2 separate regions of the Homo sapiens genome follow, and region 2 is linked to region 1. Evidence: read pairs that join two places in POLR2A ChIA-PET (ENCODE). Cell type or tissue: B cell. All regions are shown on one strand. Links, peaks and the distances in the headings refer to the core of each region. The heading gives the core; the rest is flanking DNA. Region 1 overlaps UTS2B (urotensin 2B). Region 2 overlaps OSTN (osteocrin).

Evidence for each region. ChIA-PET counts read pairs that join two places held together with the same protein. Peaks named below come from ENCODE experiments on the same cell type or tissue, not always from the same donor. Only the 100,000 strongest peaks of a DNase experiment are listed, where the experiment ranks them.
Region 2: POLR2A ChIA-PET joins it to region 1 with 13 read pairs; 7 of 35 experiments call an interaction of 5 or more read pairs at or near these places.

The regions. Positions count from the first base shown.
Region 1 is chr3:191,320,413-191,329,193 of GRCh38, reverse strand. It overlaps UTS2B (urotensin 2B), which reads left to right. Exons shown (of 9, transcript NM_198152.5): 2 at 485-563. Among named protein-coding and RNA genes, the nearest start is that of CCDC50, 4.6 kb to the left of the region's middle. RefSeq lists a silencer at 25-104 and an enhancer at 1-233. In B cell, for the core only: no CTCF peak of the experiment used is centred there; no DNase peak of the experiment used is centred there; H3K4me3 peaks cover 406 bases; H3K27ac peaks cover 1,651 bases.
Region 2 is chr3:191,253,149-191,262,712 of GRCh38, reverse strand. All of the region lies in intron 4 of OSTN (osteocrin), which reads right to left. Among named protein-coding and RNA genes, the nearest start is that of OSTN-AS1, 23 kb to the right of the region's middle. In B cell, for the core only: no CTCF peak of the experiment used is centred there; a DNase peak (open chromatin) is centred at 3,642; H3K4me3 peaks cover 2,689 bases; H3K27ac peaks cover 6,774 bases.

The DNA.
Region 1 (8,781 bases), core at 1-8,000:
CCGGGCCCTGCCCCCCTCCTACGGGAGGGTCGCGTCTTTAGGTGGGGGCCTTGTATCCTAAAGGCCTCAACAAAAAGGCCACACGGGTCACCTAAAACATAGTCTTTCCCGTGAGCGGTGTAGTCAGCATTCTGTGGTCTGGTTCTGGGATTGAGATTAACACAGGATGTTTACTGCATGCTTGCCTCTCTCTCATACACTCTTTTTGCACCCGGAATTAGAGGAGAGATGGTAGATGGCCATAAAAACCCCAAATACAACGTACAGAATGAAGAGCAGCTGATAAAATTCTGGGCCAGTTTGGAGTAGAGTGTGTACACAATCAGCTGGGAGAACTGAGTCATTCATTCATCAAAATCGCATGAATGTGTCTACCAAGTGTGATGTTAGGTACTGTGGGTGATAACGAGGCGTCAGACTTATCTCTGTTATAGCGCTGCACACATTGGATTGTAATTGTGACATTTCTATCTCTCTAAAATAGACAACCTCTCCTGTTTCATCTCCTGGCAACAGAATGCATCCTCCTTTTGGGAAACTGCCTCTTTCCCCACTCCTCAGAGGTGAGCTTCTCTCCCAAACGTGTGCCATGTCTGAACCTCGAGACTACCCCATCACTCTTCCCCCTTCCTCCACCGACATGGGTTCATCGAAGGGTGGCTGGGTGACCAAGACAGGTCAAACAGAATACTTTCCTGGGTACATAAAGAGTTACATATTCTGTTTCTTGTGGAAAAGATCTGCCTCTAGGAGATGATGAGGCCAAACTGAAGACAGAAGCAAAGAGAAGAGAAAGGGAGATGAAGAGGGCATGTTCTGATGTTACCACAGTAGCAAAGCAGGATATCCCCAGAGCAGCTGGCATTTCAGCAACTCCTGGATTCTGGGATCTACAACCCGCAAACTCTCAACTTATCCTCAGTTTTGCTTAAGCTAGTAATAGTTGATTTTCTGTCACTCACAGCTCAGAGTCCCAGTATGAGAGGCCACGTAGGGGAGGTTTTATTTGAACTTGACATTGAAAAGTAGGTGGATTTTAGGCTAGCAAAAATTTAGAAGACTTTCAAGGCCAGAGGGTAGCAAAGTATAGCCCACAGGCCAAATCTACGCCACTGAATTTGAATGACTGTTTTTTATATGTTCAAATAATTACATTTCAAATCACTACATAAATAGGACATAATATTTTCGACCTTGCCTCTTAAGCCTCAAAGTCTAAAATATGCTTTACAGGAAAAGTTTACCCACCCCAGTGCTAGGCAGAGATAACACTCAGCAGGTTAAATGTGGGAATAAGAAGGAAGTGGTATTAGAAAGGTAGATTTATGGGAATTTTTTAATTGTCCTGTAATCTAGTAATTTTTTTTAACTTCCTGTGGTCTAGAGAATATTTATAACAGCAGTATTTTCTGTTTCCCTCCCCAAATCTATCGTTTCTACTTCTCTACCAAGCCGTGCCTTTGGATGCCTACAGATAAATCACTAGGCCCCTTTGACCTGTGGCTTCCTGTTGTGATTGACCAATGGGAAGCACTGGCAGAAAATCAAAAGAAGGGAGGAGAGAAATATCAGAGTATTCTTCTTTCCTTTAACCCAAAATTTTGGCCACAGTCCTGTCCCTCTATGACTACAGGGCCTGTGTAGAGGCCTCTTTTCCATGGCCTCAGCTCTCATGGGTCTCTAATAAAACAATTTGTTTCCAGTGTCCCTTCAGGCCTAGAGTGTGATGGCTTCCCCTAGTTCCTTTTGGCTCACTGCAACTTCTGCCTCCCAGGTTCCAGTGATTCTCGTGCCTCAGCCTCCCGAGTAGCTGGGATTACAGGTGTGCACCACAACGCCTGGCTAATCTTTTGTATTTTTAGTAGAGGCAGGGTTTTGGCATGTTGGCCAGGCTGGTCTGGAACTCCTGGCCTCAAGTGATCCGCCCACCTCGGCCTCCCAAAGTGCTGGGATTACAGGCACGAGCCACCACGCCCGGCCTCCCCTAGTTCTCTTAACCCAGTTAATACCTCTGAAATTGTCTCTTCATTACATTCTTTTCAGTAAAATCACTTACAGTGCACCTCCTGTTTCCTACCTAGACTGTGACTGTTACAGTAAGATATGCCAAAAGTAAGATATGCTTAAAATATGATGTGCTTACAGTAAGATATGCATAAAAATATCCACATTTCTGGCCTAGAGAAGAAATGGAAACATATATAATAGCCACAACTATTGTTTAGAGAATCGGCTGCTTTCAGCAGAAAAAGTAATGAAAACCAGGAGCCCTTTTCAGGTACTAGAGCAGATGACCTGGAAATCCACCCCATAGTTGGGCTTTCCTTCTCCTACTCCACACCTGTTCTGTATAGGTCCCCAAGCTGAGCAAACAATTAGAGCTCAGCATTACAGAGTAGGCAACTTCTAGCAAAGGACTGACAGTAACACGGGGAAGAGCTAGTATCTTTTGAGTATTTATAGGGAATGAACATATGGTGAATTTCTGTAACAAGTTTACATCTTTTGGTGTCCTGAAATGTCCATTTTGCAATAAAAGAGAAAGCATAAGGCTTCTCAGGATGGATACAGATCCCTAATTTGGGGCAGATGCCAAACAAGTAATTCAGCATCAAATCACAACTTGAATGCCATAGAGAGAAATAAGGATTTTATTTATAAGGCAATATGGAGGCATCAATTGATTTTTTTTTCTAGGTGGATATTACATGATACATTTTCTACTTTTATAAAGTGAATTTGGTAACAATAAAATGCTTGGATTGGAGTAGGGAGACTTTGGTCATAAGAAATGAAAACTCCAGTTTGAAAACTACCAAATTCCACAAAAGCATCCCCCAGTTAGAGCTTACCTTACTAGAAGGTAAGCTCTGTGAGGGCAGGGGTTTATCTGTTTGATTCCCTAATATCCGCGTATCTAGAAAAGTGCTTGGCACATAATAGGCACTCAATAAATATTTGTTGCATAAATAAATAAATATAGTTATCCAATTTTATTATCAGTAAGAATCACAAATTAAAAGTAAGTTAAAAAAACAATATAGGCAAATGAATAAATTACACTGGACCTTGGCAAAACAGGAAAGGGGACCCACAGAACTATACTTCTGGAAAGAATTATCTGTCTCCTTGGCCCCCAGTGCTTCCTAGCTCATCAGCATAATATACCTAAGAGAACAGTTCCAAAAATGAGGATGCAATTAGAACTGTTATTCACTTTCACCAAGAAGACTGTATGAATATTCTAAGGTTGCCATAACAAAATACCACAGACTGAATGGCTTAAATAACAGAAATTATTATATATGTTTTTCACAGTTCTGGAGGCTAGAAGTCCAAGAGCAAGGTGTCAGAACATTTGGTTTCTTCTGAAATCCCTCTTTTTAGTTTGCAGATTGGATTAGGGCTAACCCAAATGTCTTCCTTAAAGACCCTGTCTGCAGTGCAGTCCCTCTGAATTACTGGAGGCTAGGGCTTCAACATGTGAATCTTAGGGACAGATAATTCAGCCCATAGTAGAGACTATTAGGACAATAATCCAACCGTACAGTTTAGGCCTCTTTACTCCAGGCCTTGAAGCATTTTTGTCTGGACTCTCATAACATATGTAAGTTCCCCAACCCTATTCATGCTCTCAACTTTCCTCAGTTGCTCAAGTCCCCTCACCCTATGGAATTCACTATCAGTTACTCACAAAATTCCCCATATCTCCTTTGTAACTATTCCCTTTCCCTTCTTTTCCTACTGGAACTCAGGGGTCACCTGGGGACATTGCTCTTCCAAGAGCCCTCTAAATTAGAGGCTGTTTCTTCTAACATACCCTAGACCCCATTGGACCTGGAGGTGCCATGGTTTTTATCTTATTGCCTTTTTTAGAACATATGTCTTTCCTATTTTTAAATATTTTCAACTTCTTTAAAGCTCATATCCTCAAATTCTGTCACCTACTACATACCCTTATTGCAATTATCTGTACACTTCTGGGTAACTTCTTACTCCTTACAGATGAGACCTTTTTTTCTCACTCTCTGTCATCACAGAACACTTGATGATTTCAGTGTATACATAAACATACAGAGTCATTCCTTCTGGTAACCTGATCTCTCTTTCCTTGACTTCCTTATTAATATTATTTTTTTTTCCTGAGATGGAGTCTCACTGTGTCACTGAGGCTGGAGTGCAGTGGCACAATCTCGGTTCACTGCAACCTCCAACTCCCAGGTTCAAGCGATTCTCATGCCTCAGCCTCCCAAGTAGCTGGGATTACAAGAGTGTACCACCACGCCCAGCAAATTTTTTGCATATTTAGTAGAGAGGAGGTTTCACCATGTTGGCCAGGCTGGTCTTGAACTCCTAATCTCGAGTGATCTACCTGCCTCAGCCTCCCAAAGTGCTGTGATTACAGGCATGAGCCACCACGCCGGGCCTTGACTTCCTTATTCTGATGAGCTTATACCCCATTGTATTAGCCTATTCTCACGCTGCTAATAAAGACATCACCCAAGACCAGGTAATTTATAAGGAAAGAGGTTTAATGGACGCCACATGGCTGGGGAGGCCTCACAATCATGGCAGAAGGCAAATGAGGAGCAAAGTGACATCTTATATGGTGGCAGGCAAGAGAGCTTGTGTAGGGGAAACTTCTCCTTTATAAAACCATCAGATTTCATGACACTTATTCACTGTCAGGAGAATAGCATGGGAAAGATCCGCCTCCATAATTCAATTATCTCCCACCAGGTCCCTCCCACCACATGTGGGAATTATGGGAGCTACAATTTAAGATGAGATTTGGGTGGGAACATCGCCAAGCCATATCACCCTATCCCATCTGTCTTACTCTATTTTCAGTTGCTTATAACAGAATATCTGAAACTGGTAATTTATAAAGAAAATGAATGTGTTTGTTACACTTATGAATGCCTCCAATTGAAGGAGTCCCATCTGGTAAGAGCCTTCTTGCTGGTGGAGAATCTCTACAGAGACCCAAGGTGACACAGAGCATCACATGGTGAAGAGGCTAAATGATCTAGCTAAGGTCTCTCTTCTTCTTGTAAAGCCTCCAGTCCCACTCCAATGAGAACCCATTAGTGATTCAGCAATGGATTAATGCATTCATAAGGGCAGAGCTCTCATGACCCAATCACCTCTTAAAGTCTCCATCTCTTCATACTGCCATGCTGCTGACTAAATTTCAACGTGAGTTTTGGAAGGCACAACATTCAAGCCATCGCACCATCTCCGCCAACTCCTCTCAGGGTATTTCACTGGAATTTGCCATTACTAAAAACTCATTCTTTGTCAATTTCAAATGTCTTCCAAGTACCACTTCTCTCTCTCCAACTCACTCCTAGAGGTACCCCACATTCAACAATTCTTCAATTATACAAGAACCTATAATCTGTTTGCCCTGCCACCCTGGTACTGCCTCTCACTTGACCCTATACCCATTTTCTTCTTAACTGGCTTAAATTTGACAGCTCATTTTGATAATCACGCCCTACTCAATACCCTCAATTCCCTTGTCTCTGTCTTCCTCTTTTCTACTTCCATAGCAAGATGCCAAGACATGGCTAATCTACTATAAACTCTACATATTGCCCTGATCAATTAACTTCCTATTCCAAAACACACTGATAGCACACCTTCTTCCCTTATACCTACAAGGTCCCTAGCCTCTTTTTACTCTTAGTGTCTTAGATTTGCGAGAAAATAAAAGCACTGAGGTCAGGCGCGATAGCTCATGCCTCTAATCCCAGCACTTTGGGAGGTCCAGGTGGGCGAACCACCTGAGGTCAGAAGTTCGAAACTAGCCTGGCCAACATAGTGAAACCTTGTCTCTACTAAAAATACAAGAATTAGCTGGGCATGGTGTCCATGCCTGTAGCCCTAGTTATTCAGGAGGCTGAGAATTGTTTGAACCCAGGAGGCAGAAATAGCAGTGAGCCCAGATCTCTAGCCTGGGCAACAGAGCAAAACTCTGCACTCCACTGCACTCTAGCCTGGGCGACAGCGAGAGTCTGTCTCAAAAATAAATAAATAAATAAAATAAAATAAAATAACAGCACTGAAAAGAGAACCTGAACATCATACCCTTTCCAAATCTATCAACCCATCAACTTCTCCTAAGACTGACATCTTCATTTGGACTCTGGATAGTTGAGTGATAGTCAAAGCATTTAACAACCAGAATGGCAGAAGCACAAACATAGCACCAAAGCAGTCTGTGGGGCTTTCTTCTGTTCCAATTGTTACCTTTTAGTTTCTGGATGGTGGGCAGGTCCAAGAAGTTCCAAGGGAAAGGAGGTTGGAGGTGGGAGCACTCAAGGGGCTCAGAAGAGCAATTATTTACAAACTGTCCTGAAAGTATGTTAGTATCTTAGCAGTCATTATTGCTTTGGTTGTGCATGTCTGCTAAACATCAGCCCTGATGAGACCCCATTTCTTCATTTTCTCAAAGATATTACTCCCAAAATTTTCTCTCTCTACTGCATCATTATTTTTTCCTCTAAAACTTGCTGTAATTCCTCCACCTTAACAAACATTTGTCATATCTCCAGTCCCCTTCAGCTATTATAGTTTTCTGCTCCTATTTACAGCAAACCTCTTTGGAATATTTGTCTATTCTTATGGTCTGTACTTCCTACTCTCTCATTCTTTCTTGAATCTATACTAATCATACATTTGCCTACACCACTCCAAAAACAAACTGTTCTTATTAACATTAGCAGTGACTTCCATGTTGCTAACACGGAGATCAATCTCATTCTCCTTTTATTGGCTAATTGTTCACCATTTAACCAAGATAGGTCTACTTTCATGTTTGAAACATTGTTTTGCTTTTGGTTTGTTATTTTATTTCATTTTGTGTTTTTCTTATCTCCCAAGACAACTCTAAATCACTGACCACATTGTGGAAAAGTGACCTAAGTCAATGAATGCTCAACACTTGAGTTTCTTTTGGATAGTGTTATCTGCCAATTATTGGAAATAGTTATGGGCTAGCAACTCTACCTAAAATGTTTCTACCAGGTTACAAAAAAAGTACATCTGACACCAAATTCATACATTATATATGAATGTTCATATATTATACATAATGAATGTTATGTACATATACATATAGTCACACACACACACACACATATATATGTATATATATTTTTCCGATGGAGTTTTTCTCTTGTCACCCAGGCTGGAGTGCAATGGCGCAATCTTAGCTCACTGCAACCTCCGCCTCCCAGATTCAAGCAATTCTCCTGCCTCAGCCTCCCGAATAGCTGGGATTACAGGCACCCGCCACCACGCCTGGCTAATTTTTGTATTTTTAGTAGAGGAGGGGTTTCACCATGTTGGCCAGGCTGGTCTTCAACTCTTGACCTCAGGTGATCTGCCCACCTTGGCCTCCCAAAGTGCAGGGATGACAGGCATGAGCCACCGCACCTGGCCCTAGTCACATATATTTTTATATATCATATATACACATATTTGTATGTACACATACACATTTATTAGCAGATAGATACAAAGAAGTCATAAAGACAGTTTTGAAAACATGTTGGAGTCCCAATTTCCTATCCTCTATGGGTTCTGACTACACAGTCTATAAAAGATTTGTGCAAACACAGACATTATTTTGGAATCATGCCTTGGGAATCATTGCGAAAAGTAAAGGCTGAAAAGCTCCTTTGGCGCATAAACCTTGTCCAAATAAGAGTGTTAAAATATTTCAGGCAATTCATATATCTCCACATATTTTGAGTACCCACAATTTTACTAGTGAAAACCTATTTCTTGCATTCATTAAATGATGCTTTAGAGTTCCTATTATTAATCTAAGATTTTAAAAATAGTTAAAAGGTCTTACTAAAACTTCCTTTAGAGTATAGCCTTCTGATAATCATCTGGGTTGCAATACCTGCAGTTTGAATTCCTAGCTAGGCAACTGACTGCCACTGTACTGTACATAAAAACTAACCACTCCCACCCCTCCCCACACACACTTACATCATTTCTTATCATAGTCTTTAGTGTTTCTGCCCCCATTTTCCAAACATTTAAATGCTACAGTGTTTCTGATTCAGACAATACTCCAGTTCTCAAACTTCTTCTACTTCCTAACTATTCTTACTCTGGAGGATTTATTGAGGAATAATGTCGCATGAAGCTTATTTTGTAAGTCTTAATCCCATTAATCAGGGAGAAGCCCTTTAGACCTAATCATCTCTTATAGGCCCTGCCTCTTAATACTATCAGTTGGTGATACCTGTATTCTGGAGAGACACATTCAAACCACAGCACTGACTGACTACTTTTTCATACTAAGTTGAATATTTAATTAGCACTTATTCAGGAATAATCAAAACTGATGTCATAATTTCTTCAATTTACTTCACCTCTGTACTTACACAGTTGTCACATCAAAAACTTTACAGTCATTTATTCTTTACTGTCTTTCTTTCACACCCTGCATTTATCCTTCAGCAGATTCAGTCAACTCAAGCTTTAAAATACAACAAAAATTCCACATCTCATCTCCTGACTGCTGCTACCGTGGTCTAAACCCTCATCATCTCTCACTTGGGTTTTGGCCGTAGCCTCCTTCGCAGTTTCTTGGTTCTGCTCTTATTCCCCTGGAGTTTACTGACACAGAAGCCAGAGTGACTTATACCTTAAAGCATGCCAGAGCATGTCATTGATTTGTACATGAACCTTGGACGGTATCTCATCTTCTCAGAATTCAGTCTAAAGTGCTTAGCATCATCTGCTAAAGTCACCTCC
Region 2 (9,564 bases), core at 945-8,944, 67 kb after region 1:
ATAATGCAAAATAACAATTTCAGTTCAAAATACATTAAAAAGAATATTTTAAACATATAAGCTAGGTGCGTATGCTCAAGTTTTAATAAAAATTATAAAAAGTCTTTTTCACAGCTCCTTTCCTCAAGTACCAACTATATTCTATTTTGCTTGAGTTTTTAATCTTTGTTCAAAGGATACTGCCGTGACAAACAAAAGAAGGACAAAGAAAACCTGAATACTACTTTCTGTTTATTATAACACATTGAAAGTTGTATATTTTGCACATTCTACCAAGAATCCAACCATATACTGCCATTTAAACAAGATTTCTGCTGTATTTGAGTTATATTAATTTATTTGAATGATGGTATGTCAATATATGTCAATATAAATCTAAAATAAAAATTTTCAGTATAATTCAGCAACATGTGTCTCACATTAGTGGAAGAAAAGTCTCAATGGATGTGCCAGCAAGTGGTAGCACAATTAATGGTCACGTTTCTTTTCTTTTTTCTTTTTTGAGATGGAGTTTGCCCAGGCTGGAGTGCAATGGTGCGCGACCTCAGCTCACTGCAGCCTCCGCCTTCCGGGTTCAAGCGATTCTCCTGTCTCAGTCTCCCGAGTAGCTGGGATTATAGGCCCATGCTACCATGCCAGGCTAAATTTTTGTATTTTTAGTAGAGATGAGGTTTCACCATGTTCGCCGGGCGGGTCTCAAACTCCTGACCTCAGGTGATCCACCCGCCTCGGTCTCCCAAAGTGCTGGGATTACAGGCATGAGCCACCGCACCCGGCCAATAGTCACATTTCTAATTTTATCAGGTTGACATTCTGATTTCAATGGCACAGACCTAGAACTTGCTAATTTCATCTAGAAAAGCTAGGAACATTTAGACAAAATACTTCTTTGAATTTGAGTTGCTTAGAGCTAAAGCCTACTAAAAACTCAAAACTTTGGTACAATATATTAATGATTTCAGAAAGCCATTGCATAAATAGCAAATTATCGTCCTTTCAAAAATACGTATCAGGGAAGAAATTAGTGTTTGGTCTGGTAACTAGTGATGGAAATCAAAATATTTTACCCAAAATATACTTCCTTGACATATTTTGAAGTGGCTCCATAAAGCTGTTTTTTTGTGGGGGGATTTGCATTCATGCAGCCAGCCCTCCTCTTGTCTAGATCTAGGGAAGATTAACTGAGAGTCTAATGCTTTCAGAGGTCTGAAAAGAAACATTTGCCATCTATTCTCTCTGAGGGCTGCTGGGTTTTATCTACATAACAAGACTACCTTTGCTAGCCAAGCCTCTTTCTCTCTCCCATAACCTCTCTTGTCACTAAAACCTGTTTTTGGCCATGCTCTGAGCCTGCATTCTTTCTGTAACCTCAAGATAATATACAATTTTTTGAACACCATTAGTAGATTGGGTCCTTCATTCTGAAGGCTCCCCTGTATACACATTAAATAAATTTGTATCCTCTTCTCCTTTTAATCTTACATCTGCCGCATGTCAGTGATTTTCGGCAAACCTTCAGAGGGGCAAAGGTTAAAGTTAGCCCTTGGCACCTTCAGTTGGGTGCAGTGAGCAGCGAGATTAAAATTTCACCCCGCTGGAAGTCACAGTTACGAGAACCCAAGACCTAATCTGCTGGCAAAAAGAGTAAGAATTTCTTACCAGAAAAGCTCCTGGCCTCTATCTCTCTCTCTCTGTAATCTGATCAGGTGAATGGTAAAAATCACTCTTTCCTCTGCACAATTTTGATTAATGCGAGACAAAGATTTATGTGACTTAACTTGGGGTATAGTATCTCTGGTGTACTTTTTGGTACTTTGTGTATGAATATTCATATTGTTTGATCTCTTTCCTCCCAGAAACAGTCTTTTTCTTTGTCTCTGTCTTTCTGTGTTGTTCATAAAGAGGGATACCAAATAAAGTTCCCTCTTGTTCAGTTTTATGTCCTGGAGAGCTTGACATCTGACTAAGTGGGAGCAGTCTTTCCTGGTCTCCATCACCCGAAGGGCATGGTTGTTGGATCACATCAGGTGGCCATCCTAAAAATGCCTGGGAACCCAAGACTTTTTTTGTTACTAATCTCCCAAGCTCGGGGGCGGGGGTTTGTCATAAGAAGTCCTGTCCATAAGGAGCTTTTGTTTTCTCAGCCGTTGTTGCCTGGTTAATGCCGGGAAAGTCCAATCCCAGGAGGGGACACCTGGTGTCACAGATTACTGGCACCCCCCTCACAACTGTGACTGGCACCCCCCTCAGAAATTTGTGGGTTCCTTAATATCTGTGGCAACAAGAGTCTTTTGCTCTCTTAGCCTGTTTCCGGGAGTGAGATTTTTGGTGGGGGAATCTTTGGCATTGTTTTTGTCTATGCCCTAAAATTACATTCTGGCTTTACAGGAAGAGGCTTTTGGATTGAGTTGTTACTGGAATAAGTACACCACTGGAAACCCTAATTGTCGGTGGCCAGAAGACGGATCCTTTAAGTTAGACTAAAATTCCTAAATTAAAAAAAAAAAATTAGAGATATCTTACACCAAACAATTGATGCGAAGATTAAATTAAAAGGATACACAGGCTGGGCACTGTGGCTCTCCCCTGTAATCCCAGCACTTTGGGAGGGTGAGGTGGCGGATCATGAGGTCAAGAGATCGAGACCATCCTGGCCTACATGGTGAAACCCCATCTCTACTAAAAATACAAAAGTTAGCCGGGCATGGTGTGTGCCTGTAGTCCCAGCTACCCCGGAGGCTGAGGCAGGAGAATCACTTGAACCGGGGAGGTGGAGGTTGCAGTAAGTCGAGATTGTACCACTGCGCTCCAGCCTGGTGACAGAGTGAGACTCTGTCTCAAGAAAAAAAAAAAAAAAAAAGAAGGATACATAATAGGGTCATAGCTAGCTTTCAAAATTCTCTTGACTAAATTAAAGGGCAAAAATTTGACCTAAAACATTTAAAATCCTTTGTAAGAGATTGCCTGAGGGAATAACAATAAAAGCCATCCTGCCTTGTGGTCTAATAGTTAAAAGTCCATGCTTTCAGCATCAACGCCTGGCTTTGATACCCAGTCAGGGGGCCCTGTTGGTTTGACATCTGTGTGACTTTTGACTTTTTGGAGGTGGTCATTTATTTCTTTGGAGACACCTCATACATCCTTGGTTAAGTCAGAACCTTGGTTAAGGCTTATTAATTTTACCAGGGAGTGTATTTTGGTTAAAAAAAAAAATCCAGGCAAGGTGGCTCACGCCTGTAATCCCAGCACTTCGGGAGGCCAAGGCGGGTGGATCATGATGTCACGAGTTCGAGGCCAGCCTGGTCAATATGGTGAAACCCTGTCTCTACTAAAAATACAAAAATTAGCTGGGGGCTACAAAAAGTAGCCAGGGGGCGTAGCTCCTGGCTACTCGGGAGGCTGAGGCAGAAGAATTTCTTGGATCTGGGAGGCGGAGGTTGCAGTGAGCTGAGACGGTGCTACTGCATTCCAGTCTGGGCGACAAAGCAAGAGTCTGTCTCAAAAAAAAAAAACAGATTGTTTTCCCGTTTACTTTCACTTCTCCCTGCTTCTCCTTCCTCTTTGCCATTTTTGGTACCACAGGAAAAGGTCTAGAAAAGACTTCTAACAGCTCACACTCCTTAAGGGACTCAGAAGAAGGTAACTCAGAGTACTCTTACTCCTTTCTGGGAGTCTTCTTTCCTTGCAGTTTTAAGCGTCGTAGGCAACCTCCTGTGAGGTCTAAAACTCTGCTCTCTTTTGTATTGTGTTACCTGATCACTTTGGCTTTTGACCAGAAATTATTTGGTATTATGAGAGACTTGACCTTAGTGTATGTAATGGCTAGGCAAGAGTAACAGTGTTAGACATGGCCAACTATAGTTGTTTCCAATAAATGCTTGTTACTACAGGGGGCTACTCATTTGCACATTAGATGAACAACGGTGCGGTTTAAACACCCAGAAAAATGTATTTGCGGCAAAGTGACCAAAGTGTGTGGCCTGGTTTCCATGGTGCTTTCCTCTTTTGGGGGTACCTGGGATTCAGTGAAAGCCTTGATTTTTTTTTTTTTTTAATTATACTTTAAGTCCTGGAATACATGTGCAGAACGTGCAGGCTTGTTACATAGCTATACATGTGCCCTGGTGATTTGCTGCACCCATCAACCCGTCATCTAGGTTTTAAACCCCGCGTGCATTTGGTGTTTCTCTTAATGCTATCCCTCCCCTTGCCTCCTACGCCCCGACAGGCCCTGGTATGTGATGTTCCCCTCCCTGTGTCCATGTGTTCTCATTGTTCAACTCTCAGAAACCCTTGCTTTTTAAACATCTAAATGCTTTGCCTTTTAACTGCATCCACTTTTTTCATATTTAAATTATTAGGCCCTATAAACTAAAAATACTTTGTTAGCCTTGTTCCTTAATGAGTTCTGTCCTGACCTCAGTGGTCCACTTGAAAAACACAGACTGAATTAAAAGCTACCTATCTAAATGAGATTGCTCTCCTTATGCAATCTTACGGTTAATTCCTAAGGAATCTTGGCATTCATTTTTAATCTTCCTTTGACTACTCAAGCTTCTTGAAAAATCAAATTCTCTCTGTGCTTTGAGATATAAATTTGCTACCTGTTTTCTCTGAAACTCAGAAGGGGTACTCCAGATAAGCCTTAAATTTTTCCATTTACAAAGGCATAGTTTCAATCTGTCTTTTTAGACTAGTGAGTTTTACCTGTCTTATGGCTAAAATTCTAAAATCAAAACAATAAAGTCTTCATGTGCAGATGTGTATGCTATACCTTGTGTCTCTCTATACATACATGTATATGTATATATGTATTTATAGCTATACATGTTTAATATTGTCTACACATGGTACCACATTAATTTAAAAATAAATGAGTACTCATAAATTAAGACCAAATGCTTTTCAAGTTCATGTGATTTTAGCAATCTTTGAGAAATAAAGATAGTTTTAAAATTATTGGTAAAATAATATTAAAATGTCTTCAAAATTTTAATGTAGACATTTTTGTCTGAGTCTATTGATCAGGCAGGTTTATGGCCAAAAAATTGTTGCTTGATATTTTTGATACTTGATTAATTTGTTTCCGAGTCTGTGTATCTTGATTACAGCCTTTCGATTCAGAGGTCTAGACAGATGCCCATGATGAGGGTGGGGGATAACACCTGGTCCATCTTTCCTATCCCAGTTATGCCTCCCCTGCTGGGAGATTAGATTCTCTCCTATCCCAGTTATGCCTCCCCTGCTGGGAGATGCTGTGAGAAATTAGATTCTCCAGGCATTGTCTTTTGTCCTGGGCTCTGCATCTGATATGTAATTAAAATTACCTACTTCCTAGATTTTTTACTAAAATAAAAGTTACTAATTATTAACACTATAATAACTATATGTAGTCAAAACTACTAGATATAAGAGAAAAAATATGCAAAGTGTGTAAGGAAGTAGAGTATGTTTTTGGTAAGAAGGATTATAAAAAGGCATGTAAATTTGTGTGTCTATGGTCTTTTTTTTTTTTTTTTTTTTTTTTGAGAGAGGGTTTTGCTCTGTCACCCAGGCTGGAGTGCAGTGGTGTGATCATGGCTCGTTGCAGCCTTGACCTCTCAGGATCAAGTGATCCTTCCAACTCAGCCTCCCAAGTAGCTGGGACTACAGGCTTGCACCACAATGCTTGACTAATTTAAAAAAACTTTTTTGTACAGATGGGGTGCCCCTTTGTTGCCAAGGCTCGTTTCAAATTTCTGGGCTCAAAGTGGTCCTCTTGCCTTGGCCTCCAAAAGTGCTAGGATTACAGGCTTGAGCCACAACACCCAACCTTGGTTTTTGTTAAAGTGAAAGTAATTTTGTCTAGTTTAGAGGTTTTAAGGATTGTTTTAAATTGAAGAAATTTTAAAAATTGTAAGAGGTTATAAAACTGAAATTGTATGGATTTGTTTATAAACTTATTAAAATTAGCTTTAGCATTAATAATACATGAATACAAAGGTAAAATTTGGTTTTCTCTTTTGAATAATCTTTTAATATAGTATTAATAAGAGGTAGTAAAAAATTTTATTTGCTGTTTGACTAAGCTGCAAAAAAAAAAAAAGGAGGAGAGAGGGGGAGAGACAGTTTCAGTTTGCCTCATGCTGTCTTTATTAGACCTTATGATTGTTTAAGAAACTGAGTCTTCTCTCTATGCTTTTTGAAATCTCTGAATTATTATTTTGGCTAAATGAATGTCTTATTTTACAGAGACCTGTGATCTTATTTTGTGATATCAAGGATTTTAAACTTTTGATGTTTGATAAACTTTCCAAAATCAAAATTCAAATGCTAAATTCAGTCTTTTTTACCTCAACTACCTTTTTAAATATTACAGCCCGTGGAAGTCCAAGAAAAACATATACAGCTTATTTGGCATGTTCAAATTATACAGGAAGCATTGTCAAGTCTGAAATGTGTTTTACTTTGCATTATATTTATATAAGTGTGTTATTAAGATGTGTTCTAAAATTGTATGAGGTTCCTGAAATTCTGATATGTTTTAGCATATGTTATCAGTAGTATTTAATTATAATTATTATGTTAAATTGTTATATGCTATAGAAATAACTGATTTTTCTTGTCAATTTTCTTTAACCATGCCAGTCTAAGACTTTTGTCATACACAGACAATTATTATTTTACTCTGACTCTTCTTAAAAGGTGGTTTATAATCAGCCACAATCCAAAGTTTGCTTCTTTCTGGAAATTCATGGAAAGTACTTTTGTAAGTACTCTTAAGTACAGGTTTCTAATAACTTTGGAGATTATACAATTTGATTAGGTAAAAATCACAAAATTTTTAGGACTCTAATTAAAAAGCTGATGCATTCATGGCAACTGCTAACGCAACATCAAGCAGAAGAAGAGTTAATTACATTGGCTAAAAGTAACAGAAAACCGAAATCATTTTAATGACTTTTTTTGTTTGAACATTGCTGATTATTTTTGTTTTTTTTTTCAGAGTTAAAACACTTTTTTTAGGGCTATTTATATCTTACAACAGATTGGATAAAGCATACTTTTGTGAACAAAATTTGAAGCATATTTCTTTCTACCTGCCTTCTTCAGAATTTAGAAACTATTTGTGAGCATTTTTAGTTTCTAGGAATATAATGTTTTGTGTAAGTTCAGCAAGAATATGTTTTGTTTTTTAACAGTACACAATTGCAGACACTGGTTATTTCATCAAGGATTTGAGTGGAGTGGTATATTTTTAGAAATGTCCAGACTACTTTGAGGAATTGAGTTTGACTTTATAGAGCCAATAAAAAGCCTCTTGGAAAGACTTGCCTGATACCTTGCCTATGTGGTTTCTTTACGAAGTTCCTGACTTGCGGTAAAGCAGCATTCCCATCCTCCGGGTTGCGGACCAGCACATGTCTGTGGCCTGTTAGGAACTGAGCCACACAGCAGGAGGTGAGCAGTGGGCAAGTGAGCATTACCACCTGAGCTCCACCTTCTGTCAGATCCACAGTGGCATTAGATTCTCATAAGAGCACGAATCCTATTGTGAACTGTTCATGCAAGGGATCTAGGTTGTGTGTTCCTTATGAGAGTCTAACTAATGCTTGATGATCTGAGGTGGAACAGCTTCATCCCAAAACCATTTCCTCCCCTGCCCCCTGGTCCTTGGAAAAATTGTCTTCCAGGAAACCAGTCCCCGGCGCCGAAAAGCCTGGGGACAGCTGAACTAAAGAATGTCACTTTCTGACAGGCCCAGGAATCTCAAGTTATTTTAGGACCCTGAGAAGAGAGAAATTCACCCAAATTCATACAGGTGTGTACAAGCACAAATAAATCTTTGATTTGGTTAACCTCAAGAAGCTTTTGAAAGTCTAATCTGAGATTCCTTATAAGGAAAGTCTCAGTAAAGCCAATTTAAAAAGACCTTGTATGGCCAATCACATTTTTGCTGTACTTCATGCAAATAATCAGACCAAGTAGAATATATAATATGACTAAAACTTATTTTGCAAATAAATAAGGACTATGACTTATCTTTGGTAGAAATGGGGAAGTGGAGAGAGAAAAATTATCTTTCAAAAGAAAACTATACAGACACCTGTTGTTAGATTCTAGCCTTATTCATTGTTTTTGAGTTTTTATTATTTGCCTATAGTTTGGACTGAATCTTGAATTCTTTCTTGGCTACAAGTCTCCAAACTAAGGTTTTTAATTTTTTCTTCCATTTTTTTCTAACCTGAAATCTCTAGAAATTAAAACTGTGCTTTTCATAAAGCCCGGCAGACTGAAGTTAGACAATTTAAATTTTGAGAGAAATAACAGCCACTTATATGTAAACAACCTTCACGCCTGCTGATACGGACTTCTCAGAAAGTTCACTTGAAACCCTATTTTGTAACACAATTCAGAATAATCTGGCATATTGCCATTGCATTCTGAAGATGCTTCAGAGACTCTAGAAAAACTAGTCTATAGACTGCTCTAGACAGTTTTTAACCTCTGTTTAACCCTTGTTTTTTTCTATTTCCTTAGAAATACTTCTTATTAAAGATCTGTTTATCTGCATCACATATAGAGGCCTAGTCCAACTCCCATGCCACCTTCTGGAATGGGACACAGCTATTTAACTGAACTGATCTATTCTCAGGACTAAGAGACTGACTAAACAAGACTTGAGATAATATATTTAAATTTACTTTTTTCTGTTTATCCCAATTTGTCTTTCCATCTTTTGTCTATTTCTATCTAACAACCTCTAATCCAAATCTCTCCAAAGCTGTTAGTTTGGCTTTTAATATGTGAAACGCTTTTTAAGTTTCAAAGTGGGGATTGAAGTAAATAAAAAGTATTTTACTCCAAAATATATTTCTTTAACATATTCTGAAGTGATCCTGAAAATGTGTCTTCTGTGGGGGAAATTTGCATCTGTAGATCTGTAGAGAATTTGCATTAATGCAACCAGCCCTTCCCTTGTCCAGATCTAGGAAAGATTAGCTGAGAGTTTGGTACCTTTAAACTACTGAAAATAAACATTCACCATCTAAATTCTCTGAGGGCTGCTGCCAATGAGGTTTCATCTACATAACAAATCCACCTTTGCTAGCCAAGCCTCTTCCATTCTCTCTCCCATAGCCTGTCTTGAAACTATTATTAAAACCTGGTTGTGGTCATGCTGAGTCTGCATTCTTTCTGTAACCTTAAGATGTTATATAAGCATCTATACCCCCTGGAAAGTTGAGGTCTTCATCCTTAAGCCTCCCAGGTATAAATGTTAAATAAATTTGTGTGACTTTTCTCGTATGTATCCATCTGCCTCATGTCAGTGACTGTTAGCAAAACCTCAGCGGGCATTTGGCCCCTATAGTAGGCATCATAGAGCAGCTGTTCCAGACTTCACCTCGAATGAAGCAAAACTTCCATAATTAGATAGCAGTTTTACTTTTAATAGGAAGTGTTAAAGTGAAACCCGGAAGATGAAAACCCACAAATAAACCTGCTCCAAAAGTAAATCCATCAACCTGCACAGAAGTGAAACAAAGATTTTTGTAAAGTGCGAGATACCATTTCTGTTCGTCT